2 separate regions of the Homo sapiens genome follow, and region 2 is linked to region 1. Evidence: read pairs that join two places in POLR2A ChIA-PET (ENCODE). Cell type or tissue: K562. All regions are shown on one strand. Each heading gives the region's core, and the rest is flanking DNA. Links, peaks and the distances in the headings are about the cores only. Region 1 overlaps IQSEC1 (IQ motif and Sec7 domain ArfGEF 1). Region 2 overlaps TMEM40 (transmembrane protein 40).

Region 1 (16,755 bases), core at 6,645-9,144:
TTTGGGGATAGGATTGCAATGGTGGTGGCCTGGGGCAGACTTTCTGGGCCTGTGGCAGCCCAGGATTCCGCTCTGGGCACTCCTGGGTTCCTGGCTGCCCTGGGTCAGCAGGTCCAGAACATGCTTGGGAGTGGCCGGGCCTCCCTCTCCAGGAAGGGAAGGCCTGACAGTCACCCACAGTCTTCCCTTCCATCCTGGAGCCAGGGTCCTGGGGGTCATCAGTTTAATCCCTCCCCCGACTCAAACGCCCCCATTCAATCTGTCACCGGGTCCTGTCCAGTCTATTGAATAGCATCAGCTTGTGCAATGTGGCAGCCCTTCCACACTCCAAAAAAAAAAAAAAAAATCAAACCCAACTTCAAACCACCCCAAAAAAAAGAAATGGCTGGGCCATCCTACTGCAACCAGTGTGGCACCACAGGATTCTTCAGCAAACGTGGACAAAAGTGAGCACAGTGTGGAATTTTCCACATAGCTATGAACCCATTTGAGCCAGAGGACATCACCTCTTGATGGCCCCAATCAGCAACTACGCAGTGCAGTATTAGACCCTAAAAAAGTGGCTTTTCTGAGTTTATCTGAACTGATAAATAAAAATACAATTTAAGTGAAAATACCCAGTATTGACAAGTACATGCAGCCATGGGCACTCTAGGACTCTGCTGCTAGGAGTATAAATCAGGACAGGAAGTTATCGAACTTAAATGATGTGGACGCTTGACTATTTTCTGGCTGAACTCGTAAAGATGTTTTGCTCTACAGCAACACTCTGGGCTCTCAGCCCCACCTTCCTGATTAGGACTCAGCTCTACCCAGTTTCTTCCTGGGGCAGGAAGAACTATCCTATGTCAACCTTTCCCTTTCTAGGGCAGAAACACAGATACCTTAGTGACAGAGCTTGGCTATAAAGTGATGGTCACATTTTACCAGCATACATGAGTCTCTAGGTGGGACTTTTGGGTTAGAGAACAGCCAGACTGGCTCCTATATCCCTGCCCCGACCTCTTGAGCTCAGCTGCTGGACATCTCACCACCCACTGTAGCTGCCTTGGGGATGCTTCTCCCAAAAACCCAGCCCATTGAACAGGACTGGTGAACACACCAGTGTGAGTCCTTAACTGCGCCTCTGAATTTATTATCTCTCTCAGACACCTGGGCTACATGCAGACCAAGGAATGGGCCGAGGCACCTCTTCCAAGTCCCTGAATATTCCTGGCAGTTCAGAGTCTCTGGAACATCCTATGAGCGTTAGGTGGCTGCCGCCCAGCCCCTTTCCATAGATTTGTGCAAAGGAAATAAGACCAATGTGTGCAGCAGTACATACGAGGATGTCCACAGCAGTGTTGTTTCTGATTATAAACATCTGGAAATAACCTAAATGAGCATCGACAAGGGGATGACTGAAATTAATTCTGTATCCACACACTGGAAATAACATCAAAATGGGGTAAAGATCTAGTTTGATGGCTGTTCTTATGAAAAAGCCTTGGGGATTTTTTGTGGACTATAAGATGAATGTGAGCTGATGTCATGATGTGGCCGAGAAGCCAGTCACCAACATGAATAAAAAGCCAGGAGCAAAAATAGCCCTGCTGCCCGCCACAGTTCTCAGACACAGCAGAAGACAGTGTCTGGGGGCTGCACAGACAGTCCAGAGCCTGAGGGCAGGGACAGCAGACCTGGGACACCTGCATGCCCTACCCACTCCTCCCTGGCAGACATTGCTAATTGATCACAGACTCCCTCCTAAAGAGCTTGGATGAAGCCTCAGCCTCCTTCCAACACAGCACTCCATACAACTGATCCCAGCTAGCATGTGAGATGGACTCTATTTGCCAAGGCCAAATAACAGTATGCCAGGAAGCAGTATAACAGTATGCTCCTATCAAGAGCTGGGGCTGTGCAGCCGGGAGGAAAGCAGCCTCGGGGAGATGATGTGATCCCCATCATCAAGCCTCTGACAGGCTGACAAGCCGAGGCTAGAGATTTCTCCTGCAGGCAGAACTATGACTGCCAATACCCGACGTGATGAAGTACACTCTCATGTGGTTAGGGCTGCTTAGGAGGTGGTGAGTTCTCTGTCACTGGAGGTGTGCAAGCTGCGGCAGGTCAGACACCCGTCAGAGAGGTGGTACAAGGGACTCCAATCCTGGCTGGAAGCCTCTATCCCAGGGCCATATGACCTGTCTGAGTCTGCCATCTTTACACCGAGGTCTCAGCTTAACCCCACTTCCTCCACAAGGCCACCCTCACCCCACACACTCTTCCCCACCCCGGGGATCACCTGATCTCGTGTGCAGTCCATCTGCACCATGGAGGAGTCTTGCTCTGTGAGGGTGGGAGACAACTGCCCAAGCATCCCCCAAAGCCCTGGCCTCCAGCAAAGATGGGAATGGCCATGAGCAGGAGGCCTGCTCCTTCCCATGAGATGAGTTCTGTATGTCCTGGATGGGCCCCTGGTGGTGGGACAGGCCAAGGACAGGGCCAGAGAGCACGTAAGGGCCTGGAGCTGCATGTGGATGCATCCACACTCTGCCCCAGAGCCCATCACGTGCTAAGGCACAGTGAGCCCTCCTTTCCCAGACTGGGGACTCCAAGCTTTGGTCACTGAAAGGTCGCCAAGCTCTTCCCCCTTCTCCAGTTTTCCAAACATGTTTTCCTGTGATGGAAGTGGTATGTGGTGTTTTATGTGGGGACATGGCTGGGTGAAGCGCTAGATCCCTATAGGACAGTGTTGCAATGGACACCTCGCAGGAATAGAGATCACAACTTGAAGAGTTTCCTCCTGCTGCCCCGCCCCACCCAGGCTTTCTGCCAAGCAAGGGGCCAAGCAGGCTCCTGGGTGGAATTCTAGCTCTACTGCTTACCAGCTGTGTGACCACAGGAGGAATTAATGCTGTGCCTCAGGTTCCTTCCTCTAAAATTGGGGTAATTAGTGTATCTACTTCACAGGACTGTGAAGACTTAGTGGAGCTAATTAATACAGTGAGGTCCTTAAGAAAGTGCTTGGCTCTTAAAAAGCACTTTTCAATGGCTGTCTTGGGTTATTCTCTGATCTACAAGCCCCAGCAGCTGGAGGCAGGAAGGGCAGACAAGCCTAGTGCCCCAAGCCAGGGTCACCTGCCCTGCACCCTGCCTGCTGTTGAGACCCTCTCTTCGAGACACCCACCTCCAGGCTGGAGAGCCTGACCCCAGGGTGGAGGGAGACCTGGACCCAGACACCTTCCACTGGCCTGTTCCCTGGACTGGGGAGCTCATGGGGATGGGTGAGAAAGGCAGACAGTCCAACCCCAGCCCCTCAGCCCAGACCTGTTGGATGCCACGTCCCGACTCGCCAGGGAATGAGTCAGGGCTGGGGGGCTGTGGCCTCTCAGCCACGGATGTCTCTAATTATGGCCTATGAAGTAATGAATGACTTTTCTCAAGAAAAATGTTAGCCAGGGGAGGTTCTGGGCACCAGTGAGGGTACAAGATGAAAGCAGTGACCCACTGTTCACCCCCAATATCGACAACGACAATGGTAGTAACAGCGAATGTCTATATGGCTAGTGATGTTCTAAGCTGTATATGGAACACATTCAGTGCTCTCAATACCCTGCAGGCACGGAAAGGTGGCACCCATCCCCAAGGGCATATGGGCAGCTTGGCCAGGACGCCCGAACACTTGCCCATTGTGTTCATGCAACTTCTTACGGAGAGGGCAAACACACATGTATGTACACACATATACATACGCAAACACAAGTATACACGGGTCTGAATTATACAGCAGCAACTTCTCCACAAACCTGCCAGGTACAAGATGCCGTGGTGGGTGTGTTTAAAATACATGACCTGTAACTCAACCACCGTCGCTGGGAGGTAGCTAGGACTGCTCCCTTCTGCAGATGACAAACTCAGGGATGGAAGAGTTGAGTCACCAAGTCAAGGTTGTGAGTATAAGACAGAGTTGTGTGGGACCTGACCCCACACCATGCCTCTCCTGCCCAGCTGCTCAGGGGAAAAGCATGCTGCTGGCAGCTTGGACAGGGCTGGGTCCAGAGCCTAGGGGTCCTGGGGTTGTGCACAGTTATGAGATAAATCAGAGAAATAAGCCTAGCCACGTGTGGCCAGAGGGTGGCCACATCACATGGCAAAGCCACCCTCTTCAGAGGGGGCCGGGCCCCATGCTAGAGGAAGCAGGCAATCTTGAAAGCCTGTCTGTGGTTAAATGTCCATGCCAGCAGCCTCAGGCCAGACTCCTGGCAGTCTGCACAGGCCAGAGCAAAACAGCCTCCTGAAGTACGTATGCCCATCACGCCTCCAGGCCTCATGGCTTCCCCTATACTCTGCTTTCAGGGTTTCTGATTTCCAGAAAGGGAGCCTAGACTGGGCAGGCACAATTCATTTCCAGCCCTCACAAGCTCCCTCTTGGGGCTTTCTGTGGCTCTTCTCTGCCTAGGCCACATTAACCAAGGTTAGTCACCCAGAGGAAGGAAGGGGATGGTCTTGTTCTGCACAGGGCTATCTTCACCTCTATGCCCCCGTCTCGGGGAGGGATGGGACACAGCCAGGCAGGGTCTGGGGGGCGGGTGGGGGCACATCCTCTGAGCAAGAGCAGGGATGGCACAGCTGGAGAGAGGTGGCCGCCACCCCTGCCAGGTCTCTGCAGGGTGGTCCTGGTGCAGAGAGAACAGGCAGGTTTGTGAGGCCAGGGGCAGGAGCTTCAGACAGCTAGCAGTTTTGAACAGTTCAGCAATTTAAGAAGGGGCTGCTTTAAGGGCTAGTGCAGGTGTTCAAGCAGGGTCTGGAAAAATCAGTCTTTCTGGGCTGATGTGGCTGGGGCTGGGTCACCCACACGTATGCTCACCCACTATGCCACTATGCGACGGGGGAGCCCAGCACAAGCTAAGTACACAGATTTCACCCCTGCAACAAGCCTGTCAAGAAAGCACTGCTCTTCCCATTCTCCATATGAGAAAATGGAGGCTCAAGAAGGGCCCACTGTGATCCTTGCCCAGGACTGCAGACCACAGAGCAGAGCCAAGATTCAAATCCATGTCATTCTTCTAGTCCTTCCCATTCTGGAATGTTCTCGGGACTGCAGTCCCCAAGAGTTAGCCTGGCCCCAAGGAGCAGAATGCAAGGATACAAAGAAATGGACCTCAAAGGAAAACCGAATGTGCAAAGAAGGGACATAAAGTTGGCCAGCTGTGGTGGCTCACGCCTGCAATCCTAGCACTTTGGGAGGCCGAGGTGGGACACTGCTTGAGGCCAGGAGTTTGAGATCAGTTTGAGAAACGTAGCAAGACCCTGTCTCCACAAAACATTTTTTAAAAATATTAGCTGGGCATGATGGCAAGTGTCTGTAGTCCCGGTGCTTTCGGAGGCCAGGGCAGGAGGATCACTTGAGGCCAGGAGTTGAAGACCAGCCTGGATAACATAATGAGACTCCATCTCTACAAATTTTTTTTTTTTTTGATACGGAGTCTCACTCTGTTGCCCAGGCTGGAGTGCAGTGGCGTGATCTCGGCTCACCGCAAGCTTCACCCCCGGGGTTCATGCCATTCTCCTGCCTCAGCCTCCCAAGTAGCTGGGACTACAGGCACCCACCACCATGCCTGGCTAATTTTTTTTTTGTATTTTTAGTAGAGACGGGGTTTCATAGTGTTCACCAGGATGGTCTCGATCTCCTGACCTCGTGATCCACCCGTCTTGGCCTCCCAAAATGCTGAGATTACAGGTGTGAGCCACTGCGCCCGGCCAAAAAAATTTTTTAAATAGCTGGGAGCAGTGTCTCTTGCCTGTAGTCCTGGCTACTCAGGAGGCTGGGACAGGAGGATCCCTTGACCACAAGGAGTTCAAGGCTGCAGTTAGCTATGATGACATGACTGTACTCCAGCCTGGGCCACAGAACAAGACCCTGCCTCTAAAAAACTTTTAAAAAGTTATAATAAAAGGGCTGGGCATGGCGGCTAACGCCTGTAATCCCAGTACTTTAGGAGGCCAAGGAGGATGGATCACCTGAGCCCAGGTGTTCGAGACTGGCCTGGCCAACATGGTTAAACTCTGTCTCTACTAAAAATACAAAAAATAGCTGGGTGTGGTGGCGCAAGCATGTAATCCCAGCTACTCGGGAGGCTAAGGCGCGAGAACTGCTTAAACCCGGGAGGCGGAGGTTGCAGTGAGTTGAGATTGCACCACTGGGCAACAGAGTGAAACTCGGAGTGTACTCCAGCTGGGCAACAAAGTGAACCTCTATCTCAAAAAAAAAAAAAATTAGAATAAAAGAAGAGACATAGAGCTGGTGTAGCCAGCAAGACAGGAACAGTGAGGGCTTTCCCAGGGGAGGCTGTTCTAGTGCCGGTCAGCCATACCCACTTCTCTAGTCTTGAGCGGAGGCAGCATCCCCACTGATGCCTAAAGCCTTACAGCCTGGCACGCAGTTCTAGGAGAATGATGCCTGGCTGTTGACCAAAAAGACTTATGGACTCCTGAGGTCCTTCCTAGGGAGCAGTAGGGTGAGGACCTCCTAGATGAGGCCCAGCAATGCTGGTCGCCTCCCCTGGCAGGCAGGGTTTGGATGAACATGACCGGGTGGTGAGGAGGAGGGGTGAGGTCGCAGCACCCCCAGTGGAAACCTAGGGAGGGTGGACAGAAAGGGAACGAGTGAGCCCTGGAGGAGCACACGTAATGGGCACAGATGTTGAGTCCCGTGCTCAGAGCCTCCAGACGCTGCCAAGGTCTGGGACGGAGGGGCTGGTGGAGATGGAGCCCTCACATGGAAAGATTTAGAGCGAGAGTCTGCAGGAAGCACTGGCACAAAGTGACGGCCACCTAAACATCCCATGTGACTTCCGCTGGCTAACCAGGAGCACCATATCTAAAACGGGACAATACAGAAGTCACCCCTACAGGGCGTGGCGGGAGAAGGTGGGGGTCAGGAGGGTTTCTGCGTTTACCCAGTTCCCAGGTTTGGAGAAATGAGGATATCCAGGAATTGCAGAGGAACCCAAGAAACCGGACATCCCGCTGTCCAGGCACTGCCCCTTTGAGGCCTAGTAGACAGCCCAACCTCAGGCTCCAAACTGAGCTTCCTACACCAGGCCAGCTCCCCACAGCCTTCCCATCTCAGCGGGGTGCAGTTGGGGTCCTTGGAGCTGCTCACTGAGCGTCACTCTTGGCAACTCTTTCTCAGACCCTCCTCCCCATCAGTCAGCACATCGGGCTGCTCCGCCTTCAACACAGAGCCCGCATCTGCCAGCCTGTGTGGCCCTCATCTTTTCCCTGTGTGACTGCCATGGCCTCTCCAGGCTCTTCTAGCCTCACATGCCACCCCACCCCGCCCCTCTCCACCCAGCAACTGAGGTCCTGTGAAAACACAACCCTGACCACATTCTCCTCTCATTTGGCGGGACCCAGGAGACTCTGCAGGACCCAGCCATTCCTCCTGCCACCCTCCTCTGAACCCCCTGGCCACTCCAGCCCAGCCCCCTGGCCTCCTGGCTGTTCCTCTCCGCTCTGGCACGCTCTCACCCCAAGACCTGTGCAGGTGCTGTTCCCACTGCTCAGAGCGGACTTCCCCCAGGCTGCCTGGCTCCCTCCCTCACTCCATCCAGGTCTCTGAAGATAACTGGAGGGATGTGGCTGAGAAGGAAGAGGAGAAGATGGGGAGGTGGCAGAAGAGGGATGAGGGCTCCAAGAAGGCATGTGGTTTGAGCTGGAAGAGACCTGAGCATATCTGAATGGTGACAGGCAGCGACCCTGGCCGGAGGAAGAGGTCGGGCTCGTGGGTGGGCACACCACCGGAGGCAGAAATCCTCCTCTGGGGCCTCACTGTTCTCTGAGGGGCAGGAAGGGAGGCCAGTCAGCTGCTGATAGGGCCTGATCCTTCATCCCCTCAGTAAGGTGGGGCTCAGCCAGGGACAGTTTCAGGAAGCTAGGTCTGAACTGAGCAAGCCAGGGGGAAACAGAGAATGTCTCCCACCCTGTGCCTGGCTGCAGGGAGCACACCCACAGCGCTGTCTCCATGCCTCTTGGTCTCCGTGCGCCGTAGACAGACCTGTCCAATGGCCCATCAGAGCCTGGAACTGCCGGGGCAGCCCGACCCGATCCGCGAGGGACACTGAGGCTGATTGTCCGGTTGCCTCCAGAGAAGATGAGCCTGGGCGGAGACCGGCCTCACTGACATGCCCCCGCCCTGGCCTCAGGCCTGCCCTGCTGAGGCCCGATAAGGCCCGGCCCAGGTCCGCCTCAGGCTGCAGCATTATCTTTAACGACTGTCACCCAGACCTCCAGAAGTGGCTTTTATATATATAGAAAAATATAGGACTCGAACAATGAACTTTTCAAAGCGGGAGGCTATTTTTAGAGCTTTGCTGACTGATCCAACATTGAGCATCTCCCTATGTGTCAGCAGCTGCTGGAGAGATGGGCAGACGGCACGAGGAGTCGGGCAGCAGTCAGCGTACAGGGGGCTTCTCAGGCCACCCAACCACATGAAGGAAGATGCAGTTTTTCGCACTGCCCCTGCCCTCTGGTCCCGAATGCTCTGTACAGCTCCGTCAGGCATCTACCACCCTAATGTTGTCATGACAGGAGTGACAGTAACATTATGGGCTAGAGTCCAACACTTGAGTTGGAACCCCAACTTCTCTGAGCCTTGGTTTCCTACCTGCACAGTGGGGGCAAGGCCGCCCCTTCACAGCATCACAGTGGAGTCAGTGAGAGTGTTCCAGGAAGCCCCACCAACAGCTAATGCCATGCCTAATTAGAGGGTAATTATTTCAGGAGAGACCTCTGGTCCTCAGACATGGCTGGTTCTCATCAGCGCGTAGTCGGGTGGGGGACAGAAAGAAAGGTCTCCGTGTCCTGTGAACCCAGGGCCACACAGCCAAGGCAGCCCTTGTCCTGTCAAAGGCAGTCTTTCCGGCCCCAGGGAGGTGATGGCTCCAGCCTCCCCAGCCCAGGCCTCGCTCCCAAACATAAAGAGTACCGTCAGCCTGCAGGGGCCAGGCCACACCCTCCACGGCTGCTGTGAGACCCTCTCTCACTCAAAGAGCCCAGGAACCTGAGTGGGTTTTGGAGATGAGAATGCAGGTTCCAGGAGACAGGCTGGGGATGAGAGGGCAGCCCCTAGAACCTGGAATCAGATCTCCCTCCCCCCTCACAGCTTCAGGGGCTCGCATGGGAAAGAGCCCGAGGGCCTTGGTGGCTGTGGATCAATGGCAGTGTGGAGCCCAGGGCTGGGAGAGGCCCTGGGGCATGTGGATGGCAGCACAGGGCGTCTGATGGGGGCTGCGTGGCAAACATGGGGGAGAGGGGTTCCCCTCAGCAGGAGGGAAGGAAAAGAGGGATTTGCAGGGACCATCTCCCCAGATCTCCGCTGTCTATCACACCAAGTTAGGTTTCCTCACAGCATGGCTCCATATCTGACTCCATCTTTTATCCTGCTTTTTTATTTCTGTCTCTCCCCTTGAGGAGGTCAGCTCGGGAAGGGCAGTGTCTGTCTGTTTTCCTCACTGAAGTTTCCACAGTGCCTAAATAGGGCTGGGCACATGGCAGGCGCTCAGTCTGAATCTGCTCAATGAATGAATGATGCTGCTAGTGACTTGGGGACCTGCACAACCCTGGGAGTAGATGCCAGCACTCCTAACACAAAGGGGTCAGGACAGGATGCCCCGCAGTCAGGATGGAAAGCCACAGAGCGGGGCAGAACGGGTCCTCAGTGCCAAGGCACAGCTGGCTGGCTGTCTTCTTCTCCCGCAACTCCACAGGCCAACGGCAGGGCTGCTGCTCTCTCATTTACAGGTGGGGGCACCGAAGCCTGGAGAGAACAGGGGCTCAACAGTCACATAGCTGATGCGCAGCCCAGCCTGGCAGAGCCCCGTGACTCTGGAGCTGTGTCCACAGCCCTCCTCTGCTCTGCAGCTGGGTTGTGGAGACACCAAACCACTATGGAAACTGTGAGTTTCTCCACCGTACAGACACATGCTCACTGTGCTGAAAACACTGTCCTGCAGGCCTCAAGTCACCAAGGAACTTGAACTACCAAGATCAGCCCCACCCCTTGAGAATGCCCTGGGCTCAGCTCTCTGTGTGTTGCTTCAGCCCTGTGCCTACCCCACCCTCCCACAGTCCCAGGAGGCCTGCCGGGCTGGGCCGGGCATTGGCGGAGCCTCAGAAAGGAAGCAGGGGGCAGACTGGCTCCGCAGGCTGGCAACCTGCACTTTCACTTGGGCCGAGAGCCAGCTGGCAGGGGGGCTGTGAGGCTCTGGATAGGGGGCCGATGCCAACACCCTGCAATCAACCCCAGCCAGGGCCTCTGCCTGGTGAGGTGTCACTACAACAGGCATCACTATCAGTGCCACAGAGGGGCCCCAATCTGCCCGAGGATCTCACCCCACATGCTGGGGACCAGAGCACCAAACCAGGGTAACAGGCTTAAAACAGGAAAAGTCAACCCCTAACGCCAATCCTGCAGCCAACCCCAGGACAGGCAGCCTTTAAAGAGAGGGGCTGGGCAAAGCCCTTTATTCTCCCGAGCGCCACCGGGCCAGGGCCAAGGTGAGGATGAGGCCCATCCCTCAGGGACCCTCGGCCTTGCCCCTGGGAGAGTTGGTCAGGAGACCTGGCACCTGCCCAGCTGCTCCCCATAAGGAGACCTCGGACTGCACGGAGCTCTCTGGAAGATAGATTCTGTGTGGGGGGTTCACGAGGTCTCCAATAGAGACTGGCAGCCCCTGGCCCAACTTGGTCCACAAAACATGCTCTCTGTGGCCCAAACAGTGTTTCAAAAACTAGAACGAATCACTAACATTTCAGCAACTTAAGATTTTATATGAAAATCTAAGTTTCGGACTCATCTTGGGGACCTGACCACCCTGGGTCCATATTCCCACTTGATAACAGTCAGACAAAGCGAGGTGGCAGCCGCATCCATCAGACAGCACATGTTCTGTCACCACCAAAGTCCCCACCACTGCCACAGTCCCCACCACTCCTTATCGCCCACCCACACCTGGGCCACCCCTTCTCTTCCTGCCTATTGACGGCATCCATGTTTGCCTATGATGCTTACACAGGACCAAAATTCAAGGCCCAACGCAAAGAACAGAACTAGGATCTACAGTTTGGGACCAGTTGTTCCCAAGAAACCTAATTTAGAACACCAATTCCCGAGAGGCAGGGTTCAAGAACTCCCACAGCTCTGCATGGCTGGTGGGAACACCAAGGCCTTCTGCTCCACTGGGTCCTGTGAGTGTGTGGTTTTTACAAGGCTCTAGCAAATTAATACCGTCGCAGTGACCACAATCCACAATCCCATGGTCATCATAACCACCAAGCCTCAATTCACCAGACGCCCTCGTTCCTAAGTTTCCTAGGGTTAGAATATAATTTTCAAAGCCATCTGATACCTGGTGTTTATTCCAAAACTGGATTCTAAGAGGATGTTCTTGGGTTCAAATTCAAGCTGTTCCCACCCTCGGCAGCCCCCTCTGTCCACCTGTGAGAATGCCAACCTGAGTTTGGAGGAATGCCCAATGGCTCCAGAAGCGTCCCTGGGGAGTGTGGGGGGAGCTCTACGTGCAATCGGGAGACCAGGTCTCTCTACAGCTCCCCTACTTCCAGGCTGAGTGGCCCCAGGCAAGTGCCCTCCACTCTCTGGGCTTCTGTGGTCTCATCTTCACAACGGGTGTCACTCCTGCTCCGCTTGCCCAACGGGAGCGTGGGAATCGAGGGAAGACACACTTTACCAACTGTAAATCCCACGTGGAGCTGTTTCTGCTCTGTGCCATCAGCCAGAGAGGAAAGGCTCAACGCCCTTAACTCCTCAAGTCTTGTGGCTGGGCTTGTCCAGGTCAGAAAGAGGGACATCAGGAGAAGTGTTCCCCAGCCCAGCGCCAAATTAAGCCCTGAGGGATCAGGAAACGAGATACGTCCATCTCTGTGCCTGCATAGAGGGCTTTATGCTTCCAAAGGCCTCCTTCCTTCCACTCTGCCACAGCTTACCTGGTCTCAAGATACAAAGTTTACAAGACTGCTTCCCTTGCCATGACCTCATCTGCATGGCCTCACCTTCTCCCCTTGTTCCTTTACTTTCTTCATTAACCATTCCTATAGCCTGCCCTCTGCCAGACGCTTGTCCCTGGCTAAGAAGGGTGGTTCTTGTTGGTTCTGAGTGCACGGAGATGACCAGAAGCTTCCAACCCCTGGGCTCACTCGGAAAGATTTTTCAGAATATACACACGCACAGAGCCAAAAATCTTCCCGGCTGAGCCAAATTAAATACAGAGGCCTCTAGTTATTTCCATACGCACCAAATGGACTTAAATAAAGCAGTTCTCTGTGGCAGGCTCCAGCAGAGAGAGCTAGGCTGGGCCCCAGGGACACCCCAGGAGAGCCAGGCTGGAGGCACAGGCTGGGGAGGCTGGCTCTGGACAGGGTGTGGACAGAGAGGAGGAGACAGATGCCCATCGCGCAGAAGGCCTTCCTCATGGCCCGCCCTGCCAGCCAGGGCCTGTGGTGGGGCCATCTTGGCCCAGACAATCTTGGTCTTTTTTAGGTGCATAGCAAAACTGAAAGGAAAGTATGGCATTCCCATGTACCCACTGCCCCAACACAGGCACAGCCACTATCAACATCCACACTAGAGTGGCACGTTTTTACAGTCCATGAACTACGGTGACACATCATCATCACCAGGGTCCACAGTCTACATTCGGCTCCACACTTGGTGTTGTAAACAGCAACCTTTTGAAGCAGGTACTATATCATCTTCCCATTTTGTGGATGAAGAAACTAAGGCACAGAGAGTTGATGTAATTTACCCAAGGCCGCGTGACTCACAAAGAAAGTGAGGAGGGGTGAGGCTGGCTGAGGCCCCGGGACACCTCCCTGCCTGTCATGTTCTTACCTCTGTGGGGCCAGCCCACCACCCTATCTAACCATCGAGCTCCCCCTGCCCTTGCAGGACCTGGTGCAGGTGCTGCCCAGACCTGCAGCACGGCAGCTGCCAGGCCCCACAGCAAGTCAGCAATCTGCCCACAGCACCCAGCACAGGGGCACAGAAAGGGTCTTGGGGACAAATGAAGGCTGGGGGTAGGAAACACTATCCCCCTCAACCTCCCCTACCTACAACATTGGCACACAGAGCTCTTCCCCGGCAACTGTCTGGTACCCAGCAGGCAGGAGCTGTGTGGCCCTGGGCAAATGACTTGGCCTCTCTGTGTCTGTTTCTCAGTCATAAAATGGGAGTATTGTCCACCCAGCAGGGCTGCTGTGAGGGCCATATAATAACACACACAAAATCCTCAGCCTGGGGCCTGTCACCCAGGAAAAGCAGAGAGTAGCTGCTGCCACTGTCACGATTTAAGACTGTTATCACGTCGCTGCACTGCATGGTGCCATGGGTGCTAGAGGGAGGTGAGCTGGCCAAAGAGGAAGAGGTCTGAAGGAACATAGACCATCTGATTCCACACTAGCACCCATACCTGGGGAGCACGAGGGGTGCCTGGCTGGGATGTGGCCATGCCTAGGGTGTGACTTTGGCTTGTTTTGGCTTCTAAGCCAACTAAGCTGGGTTGGGGGCACTCTATGTACCAAGCACTGTGCTAGGAGCTAGGGTAGCAAACACACTCATACTGAGGACAGTGGCTGAAATGTGTTAGCACTTGCTACATGCCAGGCTCTAAGCCCAGCACTGTGGGGTGGCACAGCACCGGGTGATGATGACAAAGGTGAGTAAAGGTGACGGGAGCTGTCTAGGATGACTTTGGTATTCTGAGTGAAGCCCAAGAGGATCAGATGATGTCATGGAAGAGAAGCCAATTTGGGGAGAGGGAGATAATATGTGTCCTTTGGAACTTACAGATTTGCAGGTGCCCATGAGACCCCTAGAGAGGGTTGCTGGGTGGGTGGCAGGATGTCAGGGCCTGGGCAGGAGCCAGATCAGAAACCCCAGGAAGGAAAAGACTGTGTGAAGTAGAGAAGGAAAGAGGGCTGGGCAGAGGCCCAGGGACCCCCAGTGCTGAATGGCCACCCAGGGGCCCAGCAAGACGAGGGGCTGACAGGCCTGGGAGGGTGGCAGGGGCGCAGCCTGGCTACACGTCCTGGCAAGGGGAAAGCCAGGGCAACAGGGAGACCCTGCGGAGCTTGAAGCTGAGAGCCACAATACCATCCAGGGGACCCCCAATCCGATGAGAGAGGCTGACAGCCCATTCCACACCCCGCCCTCCAGAGGTCCTAGGCAGATGGAAGAGAAGCGAGTTCTCCTACCCTGACCCAGGAAGGCCCTGTCTGATGGAGGAGTCACGGGCCTAGCCTCTCCCAGTCACTTCCAGACACAGGGCATCCCAAATGGGTCAGACACCACTTGGTCACCAGGCTGGGAAACTGGCTCAAGCTCAGAGTTCCCGAGTTGGGCCAACAGAGCTAAGGGCTGTTCAAGAGACACTGTGGCCTGCCCCAAGCACCCGCCCCAGTGACATGACTTTTCCAAGGCTAGAAATGAGGCCAACCATGAGACAGGTCCTTGATATAAAATCAACAAAACGTCTGGGATTAAAACTAATCTCGAGCAATGAAATAAAACTGCACATAGGGATCATTATACCATTCTACTTTTGTACGTTGCACATTTTACATAACAAAAAGCTAAAAATAACGCTAAGACTCTGCTATCACATCAAGGTCCATTATCTTCTTGGGCCATTTTGCCATTTTTACGAAGCACAAACAAAAAATCTCAAACCCTGCTCATTTAAATGACGGCTCTGAGAACAGTCAATGGCCCAGAGGGAACAGAGAATTCACGTTCCTGCGACCGCACCTCCCCCTCCCCCAGCAGCAGAGGAAAGAGCTGCTTCCCCAAACACTTCCTCTCCACCCTACCCTCACCCCATGGAAATAGCGGCACTGCAATGGTATAACGATGACGGCTGGAGAGAATAGCAGTGCAGTGGGTAGGGGTCATCACAGCAGCTGCCATTTACTGAACACCTACTAGGTGCCGGGCGCTACTCCAGCCTCTCTTTCCCATCATCTCGGGTGGACAGTCGTCCTGATCCTGTCAGGAATCTGAGGATCGTTCTTAGCCCAGATGACTTCCTGGGGCTGGCGAACATGTTTTTGAGATTGTAGGCACTGGGTAGAGCTTCCAAGGATTCTCCTTCCACTCTGCTGATGGTAGTGCACCTCTGTAGCCATCCACGGTGGCTGTACAGGGAACCCAATGCTGCCACTGGAGTGCGCACAGCTGGGGCCTGCAGGTTTTGTCTCTCCGGCTCCTCCTTGGCCCCCTGCTCCTCCCTGCCTCTGCCTCAGGCTGCATTCTAACAAGCTGCTCCCCAGCAATGCCAGGGAGGGGAAAGAGGGTCCATGCATTTACCAGAGGACCAGGTCTATATTCTGCAGAGCTTGAATTCGTCATTTTCATTTTCTAGCCATTCTTTCCTCATCTGTCAAATGAGAATAATGCCAGTGATTTCACAAGGTTCTTGGTTCCAATCAGACAGGTATGTGTGAAGTTCAAAGGCCATCCAAATGCCAGTATCATCATTTTCATTCTGTAGCCTGTTCTAGCCCCAGTCTCAATCTTGTGCCAACTTAAGACCCACCAAAAACAGTTGAGGCTTTGCCCAAACCCAGCTGACTCCCCTTCCCCTTCCTGCCGGCACGCATAGTCACCTGTTTTGTGTCTACCCACACTGCCTCTCCCTCCATTGTTCCCATTTGACAGGCAAGGAGGCAGCAGCTTGCAGTGGGGACCACCTTGCCCTGGCCACACATCCAGGAAAGGGCAGAAACAGGATCCAAGTTTCTCCAGCTCCAGATGGCACCTCTGCCCACTGCAGCAAGCTGCCTCCCCTCCCAGGCAGACAGACCAGCTGAAGAGGACAGAGCAGCAGAACCAGGGACTGAAGGCCACTGCCCCTGAGGCCAGGCTCTGCAGCTTTGGGCCTTATTAGGCTCCAGAAGCAGCCCCAGGTACCACCAGGAAGCCAGACCTGCCCAAAGCCTCAGAAGCTCAGCACAGGCCACCAGCTGAGGGCTCCAGACGCACCACAGCTCTGCTCCATCTGACACAGGGCTGGGGGCCTCTACCTTGATGTCCTAACACCTCAGGGTGTCTCACACATGGTGCAGGCCATTTGCCCATTCCTATCTAAAGAAATCTTCATCCCAGCCCAACTGCAAGCTGCCTTACTTTGCAATTTCCCCAATCCACAGGCAAAGCGATTTTCTTAATACCCTTAACCATCCACTTCTTTGTGGGCTGTTTGGACAGCACGCTACAAGCACAAGCTAAAGTCCATGGGCTTAGTCACTTCTTACTGTGTCTGCCATCTGTCATACCACCAACAGCCTGCAGCCCTTTAGCCCTTTAACTTCTTCCCCTCACCACTATCTCTCTGCACCCCTCTCTTTTAACCCTGGTCCTGTCTGTGTGCCAAAAAGATAAACAATCCACTCCCATCTAGGAACACATCTCCCCAAACAAGTAATACGGTCCAGTTCCACACAGTCAAACTTCTCGGGCCTAAAACATCAGCTAAAGGATGCCATGTTTCTGGTGCTGACTATGCACTGTTGAAGCACTCACATGGATTCATTCATTTAATCCTCACAACAACTCCATGGCCTCCTCCTGTCATCCATCTTTTACCAATGGGGAAACTGAGGCACAGAAAGGCTAAGGAAGGTGCCCAAGATCATAGGGACAATGAGGAGCAGAGCTGGCTTTAGAGTTGGAGTTAGAGTTACAGGTAGTCTGAC
Region 2 (2,500 bases), core at 1-2,500, 200 kb before region 1:
GGCTAATTTTTGTATTTTTAGTAGAGACGTGGTTTCACCATATTGGCCAGGCTGGTCTCGAACTCCTGACCTTGTGATCCGCCCGCCTTGACCTCCCAAAGTGCTGGGATTACAGGCGTGAGCCACTGCGCCTGGCCTACCCTTTTCTAGAATAAAACTTCCCATTTCTCAGAGCAGAATTCAGCTAGGCATTAGGAAGTCACTAGCCATTAAAATGCATCGATATCGAGATGGAATGACTGACAGCAGAAGCCTCCAGGGCATATTTCTATTTTGAACAGGGTTCTCTGCACGCAACAGGTGACTAGTACATATTCATTGGCTGAGATCATCTCTAATGAAGGCATTTCAGCTAGAGTGGAGGAAGAGTTGTAGAGCCACGTGGGGGAAAGAGAGCTGCTGGCTGATGTCAGATAGACCGAAGTTTACAAAGTGATGAGCTCTTTTTCCAGTCTCATCTCCATCCTGCTCTGTGTCCTGGTCACACACAGCACTTTTGGCTTAGTCCATTCTTTCCTAATGTCAAAATTGCATCTGACCTTCCAAGCACAGGTCAAAACCCACTTCCCTCATGAAGTACTCTTTCAATTGCCTAAACAATACCCATCAACTCTATTCCCCACTCCCCTAAACTTACTCCCTCCACTATCCCTAGCTTTTGTTTTTTTGACAAGGTCTCTCTCTATCACCCAGGCTAAAGTGCAGTGGTGCAATCACAGCTCACTGCAGCCTTGAACTCCTGGACTCAAGTGATCCTCCTGCCTCAACCTTCTGAGTAGGTAGGACTACAAGCATGTACCACCATCCAGGGTTTGTCTCCTTCACTAGATCACGAATGCAGCCTAAGTAGGGACTAAGGCTGATTCATTTCTGTGTCACCCATACCCTGTACAGAGCCGGGAACAAAGGAAAAATGATGATAACAAGCAGCTATAAGTGCCTACTATCTGCCAGGCAAGGTTCTAACAGTTAACTTGTGTTAACTAATCTATTCCTATGAAGGCTCACTAGGGCCGTGCCCATTTTATAGGTCAGAATATTGGGGCACAGAGAGGATAAGAAACTTGCCCAGGACCGGCCGGGCGCGGTGGTTCATGCCTGTAATCCCAGGACTTTGGGAGGCTGAGGCGGGCGGATCACAAGGTCAGGAGATCGAGACCATCCTGGCCAACATGGTGAAACACAGTCTCTACTAAAAATACAAAAATTAGCTGGGCATGGTGGTTGCAGGCCTGTAATCCCAGCTACTCAGGAGGCTGAGGCAGGAGAATCACTTGAACCCCGGAGGCAGAGGCAACCTGCCTCTGAATTGAGATCGCGCGACTGCACTCCAGCCTGGGCGACAGGGCAAGACTCTGTCTCAAAAAAAAAAAGAAAGAAAGAAAGAAAGAAACTTGTCCAGGACCACACAGTAAGTGGTTAAGCAAGGGTAGTTGGTTGCTAAGCCCATGCTGGGAGACTAAAGGAGTGATGCTGGCTCCTCTTCTCAGGACCCTGACACTGGCACCAGGAAAGAGGACACACTAACAGTCATCAGAGTGCTATGCAAATATGCTGACTTGGCTTATATTTAGCTACTGATGGAGCCTTGAGTAATTGTTCCCATAGCCAAGGGAACTTCCCTGGGCAGGTCTTTAGCACACTGAAGGGGAGGAATGGAACCATCACCGGGGGAAGACCCGATGTGGCTCTGTTTCTCCTTTCAATGTCCTTGTCTATTCCTCCTCCACACATTTTTCTTTTTTGCCTTTTTTCTTTCTTTCTTTCTTTCTTTTTTTTTTTTTTTTTTTTTTTTTGAGACAGGGTCTCACTCTATCACCCAGGCTGGAGTGCAGTGGCACGATCACGGCTCTGCAGCTTCAACCTCCTGGGTTCCAGTGATCTTCCCACCTCAACCTCCCGAGTAGCTGGGACTATAGGCATTTGCCACCACACCTAGCTAATTTTTTAGTTTTTATATTTTTGTAGAGATAGGGTCTCACTATGTTGCCCAGGCTGCTCTTGAACTCCTGGGTTCAAGTGATCCTCCCGCCTTGGTCTCCCGAAGTGCTGACGTTACAGGCATGAGCCACCACACCCGGCCTCCACACAGGTCTTATTTAACATAGGGAGAGACTGAGGCTCAGGTAGAGGAAGAGACTTGTTCAAGGTCTCCCAGCTTATAGATGGACTCAAATCTGACCCCTACCCCAACAGAGAAGCTTCATGCCCCAGCTGCCCCCTGGTTAGAGGACTCTAGCACCAACTCAGGTGGCCCCCACATCCAAGGCTGATCCTACAAGGAAATGGAATGCCTGACTTTCTGGCACTTTTCTCCAAAAAGCCCAGCCCTGCTGAGTCATGGGTGGTGCCAGGGCCTCTGTACCCACGGGTCCTGCTAAACTGGATTTCCCCTTCAGGTGAGCCCAGATTTCCTGAGCTTCTGCTGTCACAGGGCCTGGGCCCAGGGCAGGAGGGCTGACAGAGCACACTGAGCCATCACAGCCTCACAGCACTCTCC

Evidence for each region. ChIA-PET counts read pairs that join two places held together with the same protein. Peaks named below come from ENCODE experiments on the same cell type or tissue, not always from the same donor. Only the 100,000 strongest peaks of a DNase experiment are listed, where the experiment ranks them.
Region 2: POLR2A ChIA-PET joins it to region 1 with 6 read pairs; 3 of 35 experiments call an interaction of 5 or more read pairs at or near these places.

What each region holds. Positions count from the first base shown.
Region 1 is chr3:12,945,202-12,961,956 of GRCh38, forward strand. All of the region lies in intron 1 of IQSEC1 (IQ motif and Sec7 domain ArfGEF 1), which reads right to left. Among named protein-coding and RNA genes, the nearest start is that of LINC02022, 68 kb to the left of the region's middle. RefSeq lists enhancers at 1-527, 1,882-2,383, 4,558-4,737, 13,002-13,502, 14,880-14,929 and 1 more and a silencer at 3,918-3,997. In K562, for the core only: no CTCF peak of the experiment used is centred there; DNase peaks (open chromatin) are centred at 7,860 and 8,200; H3K4me3 peaks cover 1,519 bases.
Region 2 is chr3:12,751,441-12,753,940 of GRCh38, forward strand. The region is part of intron 1 of TMEM40 (transmembrane protein 40); the gene reads right to left. Among named protein-coding and RNA genes, the nearest start is that of TMEM40, 6.6 kb to the right of the region's middle. In K562, for the core only: no CTCF peak of the experiment used is centred there; no DNase peak of the experiment used is centred there.